Regions from separate parts of the Homo sapiens genome. Here region 2 is linked to region 1. A link is a loop called in an ENCODE intact Hi-C map of the cell type or tissue named here. Cell type or tissue: endothelial cell of umbilical vein. All regions are shown on one strand.

Evidence for each region. Hi-C counts contacts between places; a loop is a spot of excess contacts. Peaks named below come from ENCODE experiments on the same cell type or tissue, not always from the same donor. Only the 100,000 strongest peaks of a DNase experiment are listed, where the experiment ranks them.
Region 2: it touches region 1 in a loop (12-fold over the local background); 8 of 110 quality-filtered maps call a loop at or near these places.

Annotation. Positions count from the first base shown.
Region 1 is chr17:42,522,544-42,530,543 of GRCh38, reverse strand. It overlaps ATP6V0A1 (ATPase H+ transporting V0 subunit a1), which reads right to left. Exons shown (of 22, transcript NM_001130021.3): 22 at 7,965-8,000. Among named protein-coding and RNA genes, the nearest start is that of NAGLU, 9.7 kb to the left of the region's middle. In endothelial cell of umbilical vein, a CTCF peak has its summit at 3,118 (motif pointing right); DNase peaks (open chromatin) are centred at 3,123 and 4,263; H3K27ac peaks cover 1,500 bases.
Region 2 is chr17:42,217,621-42,225,620 of GRCh38, reverse strand. STAT5B (signal transducer and activator of transcription 5B) reads left to right here. Exons shown (of 19, transcript NM_012448.4): 4 at 753-842; 5 at 2,065-2,239; 6 at 5,779-5,909; 7 at 6,158-6,309; 8 at 6,743-6,898; 9 at 7,291-7,470. Among named protein-coding and RNA genes, the nearest start is that of GHDC, 27 kb to the right of the region's middle. In endothelial cell of umbilical vein, a CTCF peak has its summit at 3,302 (motif pointing left); a DNase peak (open chromatin) is centred at 3,270.

The DNA.
Region 1 (8,000 bases):
CAGAAATTTTACGTTGTGAGGGCAGAGCCCTCAGGAATGGGGTTGGTGCCTTTGTAAGGGAGGCCAGAGAGAAAGCCCTACCCCTTTCTACCATGTGAAACCACAGTGAGAAGGCATAGCTCATAAAGCAGGAAGTGAGCCCCCACCAGACACTGAATCTATAAGCACCTTGATCTTGGACTTCCTAGCCTCCAGAAGTGTGAGAAATAAGTGTTTGTTGAATTTTTTTTTTTTTTTAAAAAGAATGTATAGACATTTTAGTTACTTATAAAAGTTGAAAGAGGCTTGGAATCAGATGCCGACTTTAAATACTAGGGAAGTTTTTTTTGTTTGTTTTTTCTTTTGAGACAGAGTCTCCCTCTGTCGCCCAAGCTGGAGTGCAGTGGCCTGATCTCAGCTCACTGCAACCTCTGCCTGCTGGTTCAACCAATTCTCCTGTCTTAGTCTCCTGAGTAGCTGGGATTACAGGCATGCACCATCATGCCCGGCTAATTTTTGCAGGGAGGGTGTTTCATCATGTTGGCCAGGCTGGTCTCTAACTGTTGACCTCAAGTGATCCACCTGCCTTGGCTCCCAAAGTGCTCACAAAGTGTGTGTGATTCACCATGCCTGGCCTTTATTACTTCTAAATTCCCCAGGCAAGGAGTTTCGCCTCCAGATGGCCTGTTTGATGGTCAACAGGTGGTCTTTGCTCCTTGGATTGCTCCTTTTTTTTTTTTTTTTTGAGACGGAGTCTTGCTCTATCACCCAGGCTGGAGTGCAGTGGTTCGATCTCTGCTCACTGCAAGCTCCGCCTCCCGGGTTCATGCCATTCTCCTGCCTCAGCCTCCCGAGTAGCTGGGACTACAGGTGCCCCGCCACCACGCCCAGCTAATTTTTTGTATTTTTAGTAGAGACGAGGTTTCACCATGTTAGCCAGGATGGTCTCGATCTCCTAACCTCGTGATCCACCCGCCTCGGCCTCCCAAAGTGCTGGGATTACAGGTGTGAGCCACTGCGCCTGGCGGATTGCTCCTTATCTAAATTGCTCAGATAAGAACTTTTTGTCTTGGGGGGGGTGATTTTTGCTCTCCTCACCTTTCTTTGGGTCTAGATTGGGACCCCTTTCCAGTAACAATTTTACAGATTGGGAAACAGAGCCAGAGACAGGAAGTGAGTTGGGCAAGATCAATAACTAGTAAGGAAAGCAGCTCTGGGCTAGAATCGGGAACTCCTGACTCCCAGAGCAGGGTTCTTGCTGCTCTTCCCCAGGAAATGCAACTTGTCAGGCTGCCTATCTGATCGGGGAGGGCTTAAGTAAGGTTGCTCCGGGGCTGGGAGTGGCCCAGTCTCTAGAAGGACTGCACTAGGTGTGCTAGATGTGGTGGCTCACACCTGTAGTCACAGCACTTAGGGAGGCTGAGGCAGGTGGAACACTTGAGTCCAGGAGTTTGAGACCAGCCTGGGTAACATGGAAAAACCCTGTCTCTACAAAAATCATCTGGGCACAGAGGCCTGTGTTTGTGGTCCCAGCTAGCTCCTCAGTAGGCTGAGGTGGGAGGATGGCTTGAGCCCAGGGGTTTGAGGCTGCAGTGAGCCATGATCACACCACTGCACTCCAAGCCAGGCAACTGTTGGGAACAAGCCCCGCAAAATCTGGCCATAAACCGGCCCCAAAACTGGCCATAAACAAAATCTCTGCAGCACTGTGACATGTTCATGATGAACATAACGCCCACGCTGGAAGGCTGTCAGTTTACCAGAATGAGGGCAAGGAACACGTGGCCTGCCCAGGGTGGAAAACTGCTTAAAGGCATTCTTAAGCCATAAACAATAGCATGAACGATCTGTGCCTTAAGGACATGCTCCTGCTGCAGTTAACTAGCCCAACCTATTCCTTTAATTGCCCATCTCTTCGTTTCCCACAAAGGATACTTTTAGTTAATTTAATATCTGTAGAAACAATGCTAATGACTGGCTTGCTGTTAATAAATATGTGGGTAAATCTCTGTTCAGGGATCTCAGCTCTGAAGGCTGTGAGACCCCTGATTTCCCACTTCACACCTCTATATTTCTGTATGTGTGTCTTTAATTCCTCTAGCGCCGCTGGGTTAGGGTCTCTCTGACCCAGCTGGTCTCGGCAGCAACAAAGCAAGACCCTGACTTAAAAAAAAAAAAAAGTCTAGCCCGTTGCGGTGGCCCCTGATCCTAGGAGGTTGAGGCAGGCGGATCACTTGAATCTAGGAGTCCGAGACCAGCCTAGGCAACATGGCAAAACCCCTTCTCTACAAAAAATACAAAGATTAGCCCGGCATGGTGGCATGCACCTGTGGTCTCGGCTACTAGGGAGGTTGAGAGGGGAGGATCGCTTGAGCCTGGGAGGTCGAGGCTGCAGTGAGTCCAGATGGCACCACAGCACTGCAGGCCAGGCCACAGAGTGACAGAGCAAGATAACACATTATCATCTGTTTGTTTGCTTTTTTTTTAAGGCTCTGTAAACAGTGGTTGTGGGAGGGAGGGGGAGAGTCACACTGTGAGTGAAAGCCTTTATTTATTTATTTATTTATTTATTTGATAATAGGGCCTTTAGTACTGTTTGATCGCCTTTTTTTTTTTTTTTTTGAGATGGAGTCTGGCTCTGTCCCCCATGGCTGGAGTGCAGTGGTGCCATCTCCTGTCTCAGCCTCCAGACTAGCTGGGACTACTGTCATGCATTGGCTGGCTAATTTTTGTATTTTTAGTAGAGACGGGGTTTTGCCTGGCTAATTTTTGTATTTTTAGTAGAGACGGGGTTTCGCCAGGCTGGTCTTGAACTCCTGACCTCAGGTGATCCACCCGCCTTGGCCTCCCAAAGTGCTAGTATTGCAGGCATGAGCCACTGCGCCCAGCCTGAGTTGTGACACAACTCATTACTTTTCCAGTAGTGTGTGTGAAGCAAGTTGGCTGGGCTCTCTGCGTGCTCTCCAGCCCATCTCATCTTTTGCTCCTGGCTAGCCTACCCCTCTGCTTATGTGCTCCAGAATACCCCAGGATTGCTTTGTCTCTGCCCGTCTAATCCAGTTGCCTGCCTATCACACAGCCCAGCTCAGATCGCAGCCCACCTTGCCAAAGGATGAATGAGTCCTTCCCTATCTGGCCACCAGAGAGCAGCCTACACCTAGGACATGCCTTGGGTAGGCTGAGACGTTGAAGAGGCAGGCCACTTTGATCTGAAATGCTGAGGCTGCCAGCTGGCTTTGAGGTCCAATGCCCCCTCTACCCAAGGTTCCTGGGGCAGAAAGAAGTATAGTCCCATCCAGTGAAGGTGGTGATAGACTTGTCCCCTATCTCTACAAAGCTTGGGACTCCCCAGGCCAAGCATGCCAAGGCCACCCTCTCCCACACTGGTTCTAGGACCTCAAGATGAGGGGCATTTCCTGGACCAGGGCACAGACTCATCAGACAGATGTCTGGGGTCCTGGGGTTCCACAAGAGGGGGATCAGGGTAAAGGCACATCTCTTAAAAACAGGAGCAGCCGGGCGCGGTGGCTCATGCCTGCAATCCCAGCACTTTGGGAGGCCAAGGCGGGCGGATCACGAGGTCAGGAGATTGAGACCATCCTGGCTAACACGGTGAAACCCCGTCTCTACTAAAAATACAAAAAATTAGCCAGGCATGGTGGCGGGCGCCTGTAGTCCCAGCTACTCAGGAGGCTGAGGCAGGAGAATGGCGTGAACCCGGGAGGCGGAGCTTGCAGTGAGCTGATATTGCGCCACTGCACTCCAGACTGGGTGTCAGAGCGAGACTCTGTCTCAAAAAAACAAAAAACAAAAAACAGACAAACAACAACAAAAAAAAAACAGAAGCAAATGGCCAGGCACAGTGGCTCACGCCTGTAATCCCAGCACTTGGGAGGCCAAGGTGGGTGGATCACTTGAGGTCAGGAGTTACAGACCAGCCTGGCCAACATGGCGAAATCTCATCTCTACTAAAAATACAAGAAATTAGCCAGGCGTGGTGGCAGGCGCCTGTAGTCCCAGCAACTTGGGAGGCTGAGGCAAGAGAATCGCTTGAACCCCGGAAGGCAGAGGTTGCAGTGAGCCAAGGTCGCACCGTTGGACTCCAGCCTGGGCAACAAGAGCAAAACTCCGTCTCAAACAAAACAAAACCAAGCAAAACAAAACAAAAACAAAGAAAAAAACCCCCAGGAACAAGTGGATGCAGCCATCCTGTTCCCCACCCCCTACCACAGGGCTCTGGGACTTCCTGCACACTCCACAGCTCAGTCTTGGTCAGCCCATCTTTAGCTGGAAGGAGCCCAAGGCCACTAGATTCTGAGAACTCAGTCTAGCCAAGGACTCACTGGCCCTGCTTCCTCCCAGTTCATCAGAGAGACATGGGAGGAATTTCTTCCCAAGGAAGTCCTAGGCCACTCCCACTTTATTCAGATTATATGCCATAAAATTTACTAATGTAAGGCTGGGCGCGGTGGCCCACGCCTGTAATCCCAGCACTTTGGAAGGCCAAGGCGGGCAGATCACGTGAGGTCAGGAGTTCGAGACCAGCCTGGCCAACATGGCCAAACCCCGTCTCTACTAAAAATACAAAAATTAGGGTGTGGTGCCCCATGCCAATAATCCCAACTACTCAGGAGGCTGAGGCAGGAGAATCGCTTGAACCCGGGAGGCAGAGGTTGCAGTGAGTGAAGATCGTGCCATTGCACTCCAGCCTGGGCAACAAGAGTGAAACTCCATCTCAGGAAAAAAAAAAATTAGCCAGGTGTGGTGGTGCGTGCCTGTAATCCTGGCTACTCAGGAGGCTGAGGTGGGAGAATCCTTTGAACTTGGGAGGCAGAGGTTGCAGTGAGCCAAGATTGTGCCACTGTACTCCAGCCTGGGCAACAGAGCAAGACTCCATCTCAAAAAAAAATTTACCAATGTAAAGTGTACAATTCAATGGGTTTTAGTATATTCACATAATTGTGCAGCCATCAGCAGCCTAACTTTACATTTTCATCATTCAAAAAGAAACTCCATACTCCTTGGGAGTCACTCCCCATCATAACTCTCTCCCCAGCCCCATCTGGCAGCCAGCTCCTGGTATCCACCAAATCTGTGTCTATGGGTTTGTCTATTCTAGACATTCCAGATACACGGAATCATAAATTGTTGGTCTTCTGTGGCTGGTTTTTGAGGTCCATTCATGTTGTAGCATGCATCAGTACCTCATTCTTGTTAATTGTAGAATAATATTCATCATGCCCATCCCACCTTTTATGGATCCATTTATCAGCTGGTGGACATCGGGCTGTTTCCATTTTGGGGCTATTATGAATAATACTTCCATGAACATTTCTGTGCAAGTTTTTGTGGGTATGATTTCATTTTTCTTGGGGTAGATAAGAAAGTGGAATTGCTGGGTCTTACGTTAATTCTGTTTAATATTTTTTTTTGAGACAGAGTCTCACTCTGTCATCCAGGCTGGAGTGCAGTGGTGCGATCTCAGCTCACTGCAACCTCTGCCGCCCGGGTTCAAGAGATTCTCCCGCCTCAGCCTCCTGAGTAGCTGGGATTACAGGCACCTGCCACTGCGCCTGGCTAATTTTTGTATTTTTAGTAGAGACGGAGTTTCATCATCTTGGCCAGGCTGGCCTTGATCTCCTGACCTCATGATCCACCCACCTCGGCTTCCCAAAGTGCTCGGATTACAGGCATGAGCCACTGTGCCCAGCCAATTCTGTTTAATATGTTGAGGAACTGCCAGACTGCTTTCCAAAGCAGCTGCACCATTTTACATTCCCACCAGCAGTGAATTGGGTTCCAATTTCTCCTTGCCAACACTTGTAATTTTCTCATTTTTTTTGAGATGGAGTCTTGCTCTGTTGCCCAGGCTGGAGTGCAGTGGCGCAATCTCGGCTCACTGCAAGCTCCGCCTCCCAGGTTCACGCCATTCTCCTGCCTCAGCCTCCCGAGTAGCTGGGACTATAGGCACCCGCCACCATGGCCGGCTAATTTTTTGTATTTTTGGTAGAGACGGGGTTTCACCGTGTTAGCCAGGATGGTCTCGATCTCCTGACCTCGTGATCCACCCGCCTCGGCCTCCCAAAGTGCTAGGATTACAGGCATGAGCCACCGCGCCCGGCCCAACACTTGTAATTTTCTTATTGCCTTTTTAGTGGGTGTGATGTGGTATCTCATTGTGGTTTTCATTTGCATTTCTGTAATGACTAATGGTGTTGAGCATCTTTTCATGGGTTTATTGGCCATTCATATTGCTTACTTGGAGAAATGCCTATTCAACCCCTTTGCCCATTTAAAAAAACTGAGTTGTTTTTATTATTGGGTGTAAGAGTTACTTATATATCCTAGATACAAGTCCTTTATCAGATATATGATCTACAAATATTTTCTTCTATGAGGGTTGTCTTTTCAGTTTCTAGATTCTGATCTTTGAAGCACAAACCCTTTTTTTTTCTTTTGAGATGGAGTTTCACTCGTCGCCCAGGCTGGAGTACAGTGGCACGACCTCGGTTCACTGCAACCTCTGCCTCCCGGGTTCAAGCGATTCTCCTGCCTCAGCCTCCCAAGTTGCTGGGATTACAGGCATGCGCCACCACACTCAGCTAATTGTTTGTATTTTTAGTAGAGACGGGGTTTCTCCATGTTGGCCAGGCTGGTCTTGAACTCCTGACCTCAGGTGATCCGCCTGCCTCGGCCTCCCAAAGTGCTGGGATTACAGGTGTGAGCCACCGTGCCCGGCGAAGCACAAAAGCTTTTAATTTTGCTGAAGGCTAACTTATCTATGTGTTTTTTTTTATTTTTTATCACTTGTGCTTTGAGTGTCATATCTAGAAATCACTGGCTAACTCAAGGTTAGGAAGATGTACTCCTATGGTTTCCCCTAAGAGTTTTATCGTTTTCACTTACATTTTAGGTCTGGAATCCACTTTGAGGTAATTTTTGCATATGGTGGGGATAGTGGCCCAAATTTGTTTCTTTGCATGTGGAAACCCCATTGTACCAGTGTCATTTGTTGAAAAAGAGAGATCTTTCCTCATTGAATTATCTTGACCCCTTTATCAAAAATCAAGTGACCATAAATGTTAGGATTTATTCCTGGACTCTCAATTCGAATCCAATGATTCCAAATATCTATTCTTATGAGGCCTTCCCTTCCCACTGAGCAGAAGCTGAGACCTCAATGACCAGAGTTTCCACTCGGGACCTTATCTTTGAGGAGCTGGGTGGGGTGGGCCTCTCAGGGCCGACACCAGGGACAGGTAGCACTGTTAGGGAGGAGGAAGGGCTTTAGGTTAGGCTGGAACATGGAATGAACAGGGGGTTGTGGCCCCTTCACCTGTCTGGGGCCCAGGTCACATTCCTGGGCAGCCCCTGCCCTGGAGGCCCCTGGAGGGAGGAGTGAAGAGGGAGGGTACCGAGAATGCAGTGCCTCACTAGGCAGTGGGGAGGGGGCCTCCTGCCCAGCCTGCCACCCTGGACGGTCTGCCTGCTCTCCACCCTGCCGCCTGCCAATCCCAGCACCTCACATTCCCCAGCTGCCCTGAGGAACCTGTGTGGAGCCTCCACTTACACTAAGGCCGGGGTATCAGGGCTCAACATAGCCAGGCCACTGGGCCCTGGAGGGCACACTTGGAGAAGAGGGAGAGGCGCGTGGGGAGATACCCAGTGCCCCTCTGCCCCCATGCTGTCTGGATGTGCAATGAGTAAACGGGAGACGAAGATGGGCTGCCCAGTCCCCTCTTCCCACAGGTAGTGTCTGCAGAGCTGACTTGGATCCTGTGAGTGGGAAGGCGCCTGGGAAACTTGGGACAAGGTGAGAATTTCCCAAACCAACTGCCCAGCCAGGCCTACTGAAGCTGTGGCCTTTGATAGAAGGAAAAGCAGCAATGCTGGAGGAGGGAGGCGAAGGTCAGGGGTCCACAGGGGCTCAAGATGGCTGAGCCTGGAGCGACGCAGGGGCTGTGGGCACAGTGACAGGCAGCTTCTCCGGGGAAGTCAAACATACTTTATTCAACATAGGA
Region 2 (8,000 bases), 300 kb after region 1:
CAAAACGATGCCATTTTATATAAGGAACTTGAGCATCTGCAGATTTTGGTATCCAAGTGGGTCCTGGAACCAGCCCCCACAGATGCCAAGGGACAATTGTAGGTGACTTGTCCTTCTCGGGTATCACATCCAGAGGGGGGCAGTGTCCCTCGTCCCCTCATTGGTGGTAGTAGTTTTGATTGCCCATTTGAGAGTGGCATCCAGTTTCTCCTCTTGCGAGGCTTTTAAAACTTATTTATTCCGTTTTTAAGAATGTTCCCCGGATACTTTAGGCAAATTAAGATGCAAAAAGTAAAACAGCACTTTGGGAGGCTAAGGCAGGTGGATCACCTGAGGTCAGGAGTTCGAGACCAGCCTGGCCAACATGGTGGAACCCCATCTCTACTAAAAAGACAAAAATTAGCCAGGCGTGGTGGCGGGCCCCTGTAATCCCAGCTACTCGGGGGGCTAAGGCAGGAGAATTACTTGAACCCAGGAGGCAGAGGTTGCAGTGGCCCGAGGTTGTGCCACTGCACTCCAGCCTGGGCAACAGAGTGAGACTCAGTCTCAAAAAAAGAAAAAAGAAGTAAAACAATCTTACCTTTTCACTGCAATTGGATTTCCATGATGTGCCTTCTTGTTCCTGTTGGTATTGGAGGAACAGTGCCTCCTGTGATTCAGGAGGTCCCTCAGGAGGCTCCCCATCCTGAGGCATGGTTAGGGCCCATAGTGTGGAGTGGCACAAAGTGATGTCTGCTGTTGGATTCTTTCAGAACACGTATGACCGCTGCCCCATGGAGCTGGTCCGCTGCATCCGCCATATATTGTACAATGAACAGAGGTTGGTCCGAGAAGCCAACAATGTGAGTGTCCCATAGGGATGGGGAGGGCAGTCGGGAAGTCTTTTCTTACCCACCTCCCTCTGGACCCACCTTTGTCAAGGTGACTCAGGGTGCACTATTGGTGTCTCTTTAAAGAGAGCTTCATCCTAAGGGGCACAAAAGAAATAGGAGACTTGACTGAGTGCAGCCCAGCACTTTGGGAGGCTGAGGCAGGCAGATTGCCTGAGCCCAGGAGTTCGAGAGCACCCTGGGCAACATGATGAAACCCCGTCTCTACCAAAAATACAAAAAAATTAGCTGGGCATGGTGGCATATGCCTGTAGTCCTGGCTGTTCGAAAACCTGAAGTGGGAAGATCCCTTGAGCCCAGGAGGTAGAGGCTGCAGTGAGCCATGATCGCACCCCTGCACTCATGGGTGATGGAGTGAGACCCTGTCTCAAAAAAAAAAAAATGAAATAGAAGATGTGGTCTCTGATCTTAACTGATTTATAACCTTGATGAGATTGCAACCACAAGACAATGTGAACAAGTGCAAAGTAATTCAACCTCAGCTGAATAATTTTTTAGTAAAGGCATGCTCATATTCAGGTGAGAATACTTAGGAAAGACTTTTCCCTAGCCCCTGAATCAGGTGTGGAAGGAGTGGTCTGATCAGGTCACTTACAGGGCTGGGTCCACAGAGACCTTGTTTATGCCTCCCCCATCACTTCACCCTGGGGTCTCCAGGATGCCTGCAAGAGGTTTGGCCTCTTCCATGGTGGAAGCAAATGATTCCATCACGAGAATATCTTGAGTGAGGACACAGATGATGTGTGTTCACATGGCCCTGCTCCCCATGGCCTCCCTAATGCTTAATGCCGTCCTTGCATTGGGTCAGTGAGTGGAAGAGGAATCACTCCACCTCCTCATTAGTAGGAAAACCCAGGTGACACTGGACCAGGTTACGTTCTAGTTTCTCCAAAGGTAATTCAATGGACCTCGTTTGGAATACTCTGGTGGAGGTCAGATCTGAAATGGAAGCTTCTCCCATGCTTTGTGATCTGAGCCATGATCTGTCCGCTCACCTGTTTCTCACTTTTCCCACTCCACCCTGTGTCTCATGATGACGTTTGCTTTTCCTCCCGACTCAAAATTTACCTTTTGGGGTCTTACCCTGGTTGTAGGAGCTGGCTTTTCCTGGGGATTAAGGCCTCAGTCTTCCTCCCATTCGCACTGCCTTGCACTGCCCCCCATATGTTCCCAGGGTAGCTCTCCAGCTGGAAGCCTTGCTGATGCCATGTCCCAGAAACACCTCCAGATCAACCAGACGTTTGAGGAGCTGCGACTGGTCACGCAGGACACAGAGAATGAGTTAAAAAAGCTGCAGCAGACTCAGGAGTACTTCATCATCCAGTACCAGGAGAGCCTGAGGATCCAAGGTGAGGCGCGGTGGAGGCACATTGTGCAACTTGAGGATTGGGCCTGGGGACTGGAAAGCAGCTCTGGTGGGGTTGGGAGAAAGCACACTTTCCATTCGGAGGCAGCGACCTTTCTCTGAGTAGCAGGGACTTATTTGCATTGAAGACAGTGCTGAGAGGATGAGATTTAGGAAGGGGAGATGACAGGACCCCCCGCTTAAGTGCATATCTCACTCAGGTCCCCACATCCAGGGAGCTTCTGAGCTGCCAGGGAAGACATTTCTTCTTTTGAGAAGGAGCTCACAGTCTAAATAAATACTAGCAAACAATACTTTTGTATATAGTAGGCATATTATAAGTGGAGCTTTATTGAAATGATAAATAGGAAATTATATAATTACATGTTTAAAAATTTTTCTGGCTGGGCACGGTGGCTCACACCTGTAATCCCAGCACTTTGGGAGGCTGAGGCAGGCGGATCACCTGAGGTCAGGAGTTCGAGACCAGCCTGGCCAACATGGTGAAACCCCGTCTCTACTAAAAATACAAAATTAGCTGGGCATCCCAGTGGCGCATGCATGTAATCCCAGCTACTTGGGAGGCTGAGGCAAGAGAATCTCTTGAACCCGGGAGGCGGAGGTTGCAGGGAGCCGAGATCTCACCATTGCACTCCAGCCTGGACAAAAAGAGCAAAATTCTGTCTCAAAAAAAAAAAAAAAAAATTCTAAGCTGGGAGTGGTTTTGCACACCTGTAATCCTGGTGCTTTGGGAGGCCAGGGCAGGAGGATCACTTGAGGCCAGTAGTTTCAGACTAGCTTAGGCAACATAGTAAGACCCTATCTCTAAGGGGGAAAAGAAACCTTTCTAAGCAGGTACGTGTAAGTACTAAGGACCTGTATATGATTTCTAATGTTCTATGCAGTTATTCACAGAGGTCTTCCTGAAACAGAGTACACTTAACGCCCCTTAGGTAGCCCTTATGGACAGAGCTTCCCTAGCCTGGTATAAATCCTGCTTAGTAGTTGGGGCACAGAGAGCTTCAGTCTGTGGTGAGGCTGTGGAGCCCCACCAGCGCCCCCTTTTGACCCTGTAGCAGTTTGGCAGTTTGAGCTTTAATAGTTTCCTCTCTGCTTCCATGCCCAGCTCAGTCTCAGAGAAGCCTTGGCTCAACCACCCAGCCCCTCCAAACACACACACACACAGCACACACAGACAACACAGCACACACACACACCACACACATCACACACACAGCACACACACACACAGCACACACACCCCCCACAGCACACAGAGACACACAGTGCACACACACAGCACACACACACCACACACAGCACACACACAGACACACAGCACACACACACCACACCACACACACCACACCACACACAGCACACACACACCACACCACACACAGCACACACACACCACACATAGCACACACACACACCACACATACACACCACACACACATAGACACACAGCACACACACACACACACAGCACATGCTCCTCTAATTCCATGTATGTAGGTTCCATTTTATGTCTATAGTGATACTACTTATTTACTCTTTATCTTCTCCACTGGAATATAAATCTTTGAGAAGGGACTATATCTTTTATCTCTGTACCCTGAGGCCAGCACAATGCCTGAAACATAACAGTTATTGAGTAAAGGTTGACAGGATGATTCTAGCCTGTCTTCCTTTTTTATCTGAATCCATCCTAGACTGGCCCTAGAAGAAGGGCAGCTCCTTCAGAGAATGGAAACGGAAGATTTGGGATGGCTATTCCTACCCAAGTCCTTAGACTGTCAACAGTATTTCTGATCCCGTGCCTGGCTTTTCTGTTTCCTGTGCATGGTGGCGGATTAGGTTTGGATTCAGGTTGGGTTTGGATCTATCACGCAGTGTCTTCTCAGTCCCATTTGTCAAGTTCACTCAGCAGAAACACAGACTATTGATCTGCTTTTGCCAGGGAAGGCTCAGCTGCCTCCAGTGGAGTAGGGAAATTGCTTCCCGTCTCCCTGGCCTCCTTCCCAAAAGCTTCTGCAAATTTCCAGGAGAGCCCTAAGTGGGTCCCTTGCATAGGAAGGCTGGGCCCAGGTGTTGGGATCACCACCACCCTCCCTGTGGCTGGGCAGGATTCCTGAGGTAGCCGTGCAGATACCTTGGATCTGTCCGTCCCTGGATGATCCTCTTCCTGCTCGATACCTGCAGTGAGATTGGAGCCATATTTCTGAGTTCTAGCTCTGGGCTGTTCCTGGCTACATAGAGTTGCTTTTGTCTGTCCCAGCTTGTGCATCCCATGGGTCAGGGCTGGGGTCAGAGTGACGTGGCCCTCAGGGGCCAGCCAGGAGCTCGACCAAGACATGCTGGTGCGCGCATCTTCTGACTCAGCTCAAGCAAGGACTCTGGGCTGTTGAGAAGGTGATGGGAAGGGATTAATAGTCCCAGTGTGGTGGAGACGGGCTGTCGCTGGGAGGGTGGGGTGGGCCTGCGGTGGTGGTTGTAACTGTGGACATGTTTACTTTCTTAGCCTGGGTTATTGATACACAGGTGCTCCTGTGTTCCACGTTCCCTGTGTCTTACCTATTTCATAATAATTTTTAAAAGGTAATGAGGCCTAACTTACTCCCTGTCCCGCCATCAATGAGACTCCTCACAGATGGTGTGGAGGGAAGCCGCCTCCCTTCGGCCTCCCTTTCCTGAGAGAATCTTGGTGGCTCTGCATCCCCAGTGGCCCTGGACATGCTCTCCCTCTGCGGTCTGTCTGTCTGTCCGTGTTCCCTGGTTGGTTGGCTGGGTTCACAGTGAGCTCACCTGGACAAACATGCTGGGCCCCTTCCAGCCTCTCAAGAATCTCATCCTCCCCTGAGGAGGGATTGCTGTGCTCAGGGACTAGACAGAGCCGCCGGGGCTGGGTTTCCCTGAAGAGGCCTTGCTGCGGGAGGGATGGGGCCGAGCAGCTGCTTGTCTCTGTCACCTCTTCTCTCTGTCCTGTTCCCCGTTAACCAAGAAGCACGAACCTCACACAGAGCTCACCCATGTCAGGCAGCTTTCTGGCATCTTCCATGTCCTCATGTATTTAATCTTAATGCACCCCACTGAGGCAGGTGCCGAGAATCTCCCGTTTTACACGTGGGGAAGCCAAGGCACAGGAAAGGAAAGCGATTTGCCCAGGTTCACCTGCAGTCAAGGGCATGGGCACACTTACACCCCAGACAGCCTGGACCCATGCTGGGCCGCGAGAAGAGGGCTGGCAGCCCTGTGAGGCAGGCGGGCAGGAGGCAGGCAGGCCTCCTCCCCAGCTGCCCCAGCACCCGTGTGCCCCCAGAGGGGACGGCTCAGAGTCAGGAGGCTGGCGAGCAGGGCCCAGAGGCGCCTCCTGGGGCACCCATTCATCTTGGCCCCCCTGGCTGTCAGGAACCCCGACTTGCCCTTAATGCAGTATCTGAGCCCAGGAGGGTCTCGCTCCAGAACGGGTGAGTGGGCTTCTCTGGGCCTCCTGTTGGACACTGGGAGGTGATGGTCATGGTTTCCTCTCCCCTCCTCTAGCTCAGTTTGGCCCGCTGGCCCAGCTGAGCCCCCAGGAGCGTCTGAGCCGGGAGACGGCCCTCCAGCAGAAGCAGGTGTCTCTGGAGGCCTGGTTGCAGCGTGAGGCACAGACACTGCAGCAGTACCGCGTGGTGAGTGGGGTCCTGGGCCTCTCCTGGGCGTGGGTGCCATGAAGTCAGTCTCTGGGGACCCGAGGGAGGGCTGGGACCAGCATGAGAGCAGAACCTGGGAGGGCAGGAGGCCTTTTTTCCTGGGGGCCTTGCGAGGCAGAGCAGCTTGGGGAGAGGGAACGGCCTGGGCCCTGCCCTGCCATTTCCCAGCGAGGCCCTGCGGTGTTCTCTGGGAGCCCAGAAGGGGCTGCTCTCCTCCCTTCCCTCAGGAGCTGGCCGAGAAGCACCAGAAGACCCTGCAGCTGCTGCGGAAGCAGCAGACCATCATCCTGGATGACGAGCTGATCCAGTGGAAGCGGCGGCAGCAGCTGGCCGGGAACGGCGGGCCCCCCGAGGGCAGCCTGGACGTGCTACAGTCCTGGTAATGGTGTGGGGCGGCCAGCGGGCAGGGCAGGAGGGGCTGGTGGGGATCCCGGCTGCTTCTGCGTCCTGTGCTGGCTCCTGCAGCAGGCCCCCTCCATCCTGGGACAGCTCTTGTTTCTCCAGGGAGCCTGGTTCCTCAATCAGACTTTGGCCCCCATCCTGTGCACCTCCCCCAGGAAGGGGGCTGCTGTCCTGGAGATGGGACAGGGTTCGGGTGTGTGGGGTGATGCTTGGGCTGTTTGGGCCTAGTCAGGGTCGCCCCTCCTGTGTACGTCTCTAATTCTGGGAGGCAGGGAGCTCTGCTCTTCCCATGGGTGGGAAGTGTGGCGAAAGCACAGAGCCTTCCTGGGGGAACGGGAGCTGTGTCTTGGGGCCTGGCGTCTGTGCGGAGGAGCCATTGTCCTCCTGTTGGCCTTGGGGCTCTCGTGCAGGTGTGAGAAGTTGGCCGAGATCATCTGGCAGAACCGGCAGCAGATCCGCAGGGCTGAGCACCTCTGCCAGCAGCTGCCCATCCCCGGCCCAGTGGAGGAGATGCTGGCCGAGGTCAACGCCACCATCACGGACATTATCTCAGCCCTGGTGACCAGGTGACTGCTGCCTGTTTGCCATGCCCAGGAGCTTGGGGCAGCTCCTGCCTGCGTGGGGGGAGCCGCAGGTGCCTTCCAGACCAGCAGATCCACTTCCTGCCTCTCATCCCTCCCAACTCCATCTCCAGTTGCTGTGGCCCTTGCCCAGTTTCTCCTGTGGACACTGCAAGAGATGCCCTTGGGCTGCAGCCCATGCCAGCTTCTGTGTTATCTCACTCCCCTCTCCATCCTCTCCCTGGACTCTCACGGCTTCCCCAGGAACAGAGGCTGTGCCCGAGCTCTTCACCTCCTGAGCCCCTCGGGAGGCAGCCCCACCCCCACCACAGAGGGACTGAGAGCCCTTTCCCCTGCACCAGCCCCTCATCATGCATCTGTCCCTGTGTCCCCTGCAGCACGTTCATCATTGAGAAGCAGCCTCCTCAGGTCCTGAAGACCCAGACCAAGTTTGCAGCCACTGTGCGCCTGCTGGTGGGCGGGAAGCTGAACGTGCACATGAACCCCCCCCAGGTGAAGGCCACCATCATCAGTGAGCAGCAGGCCAAGTCTCTGCTCAAGAACGAGAACACCCGCAAGTAATTGTGCAGCTTCCTCTCATTCCCTGCTACTTGTCTCATGTCCTGGCAACAGGAAAAAAAGAATTCTGCCTCCTGTGTCAGATCCCTGTTTGCCCTTCTGGCCTCTTCTGGGCATCAGCAAAGGAATATAAGGAAGTTCTTGGGCCTGGTGTGGTGGCTCACACCTGTAATCCAAGCACTTTAAGAGGCCGAGGTGGGCAGATCACCTGAGGTCAGGAGTTCAAGACCAGCCTGGCCAACATGGTGAAACCCTGTCTCTACTAAAAATACAAAAAATTAGCCGGGCGTGGTGGCAGGCACCTGTAATCCCAGCCACTAGAGAGCCTGAGGCAGGAGAATCCCTTGAACCTGGGAGGCAGAGATTGCAGTGAGCTGAGATTGCAGTGAGCTGAGATCACGCCACTGCACTCCAGCCTGGGCAACAAGAGCAAAACTCCGTCACAAAAAAAAAAAAAAAAGTTCTCTTAGGAACTGTTTTCTGTGAAGATAGTTTGATCTTGTTTCATTTTGTAGAGATACGTCCGAGA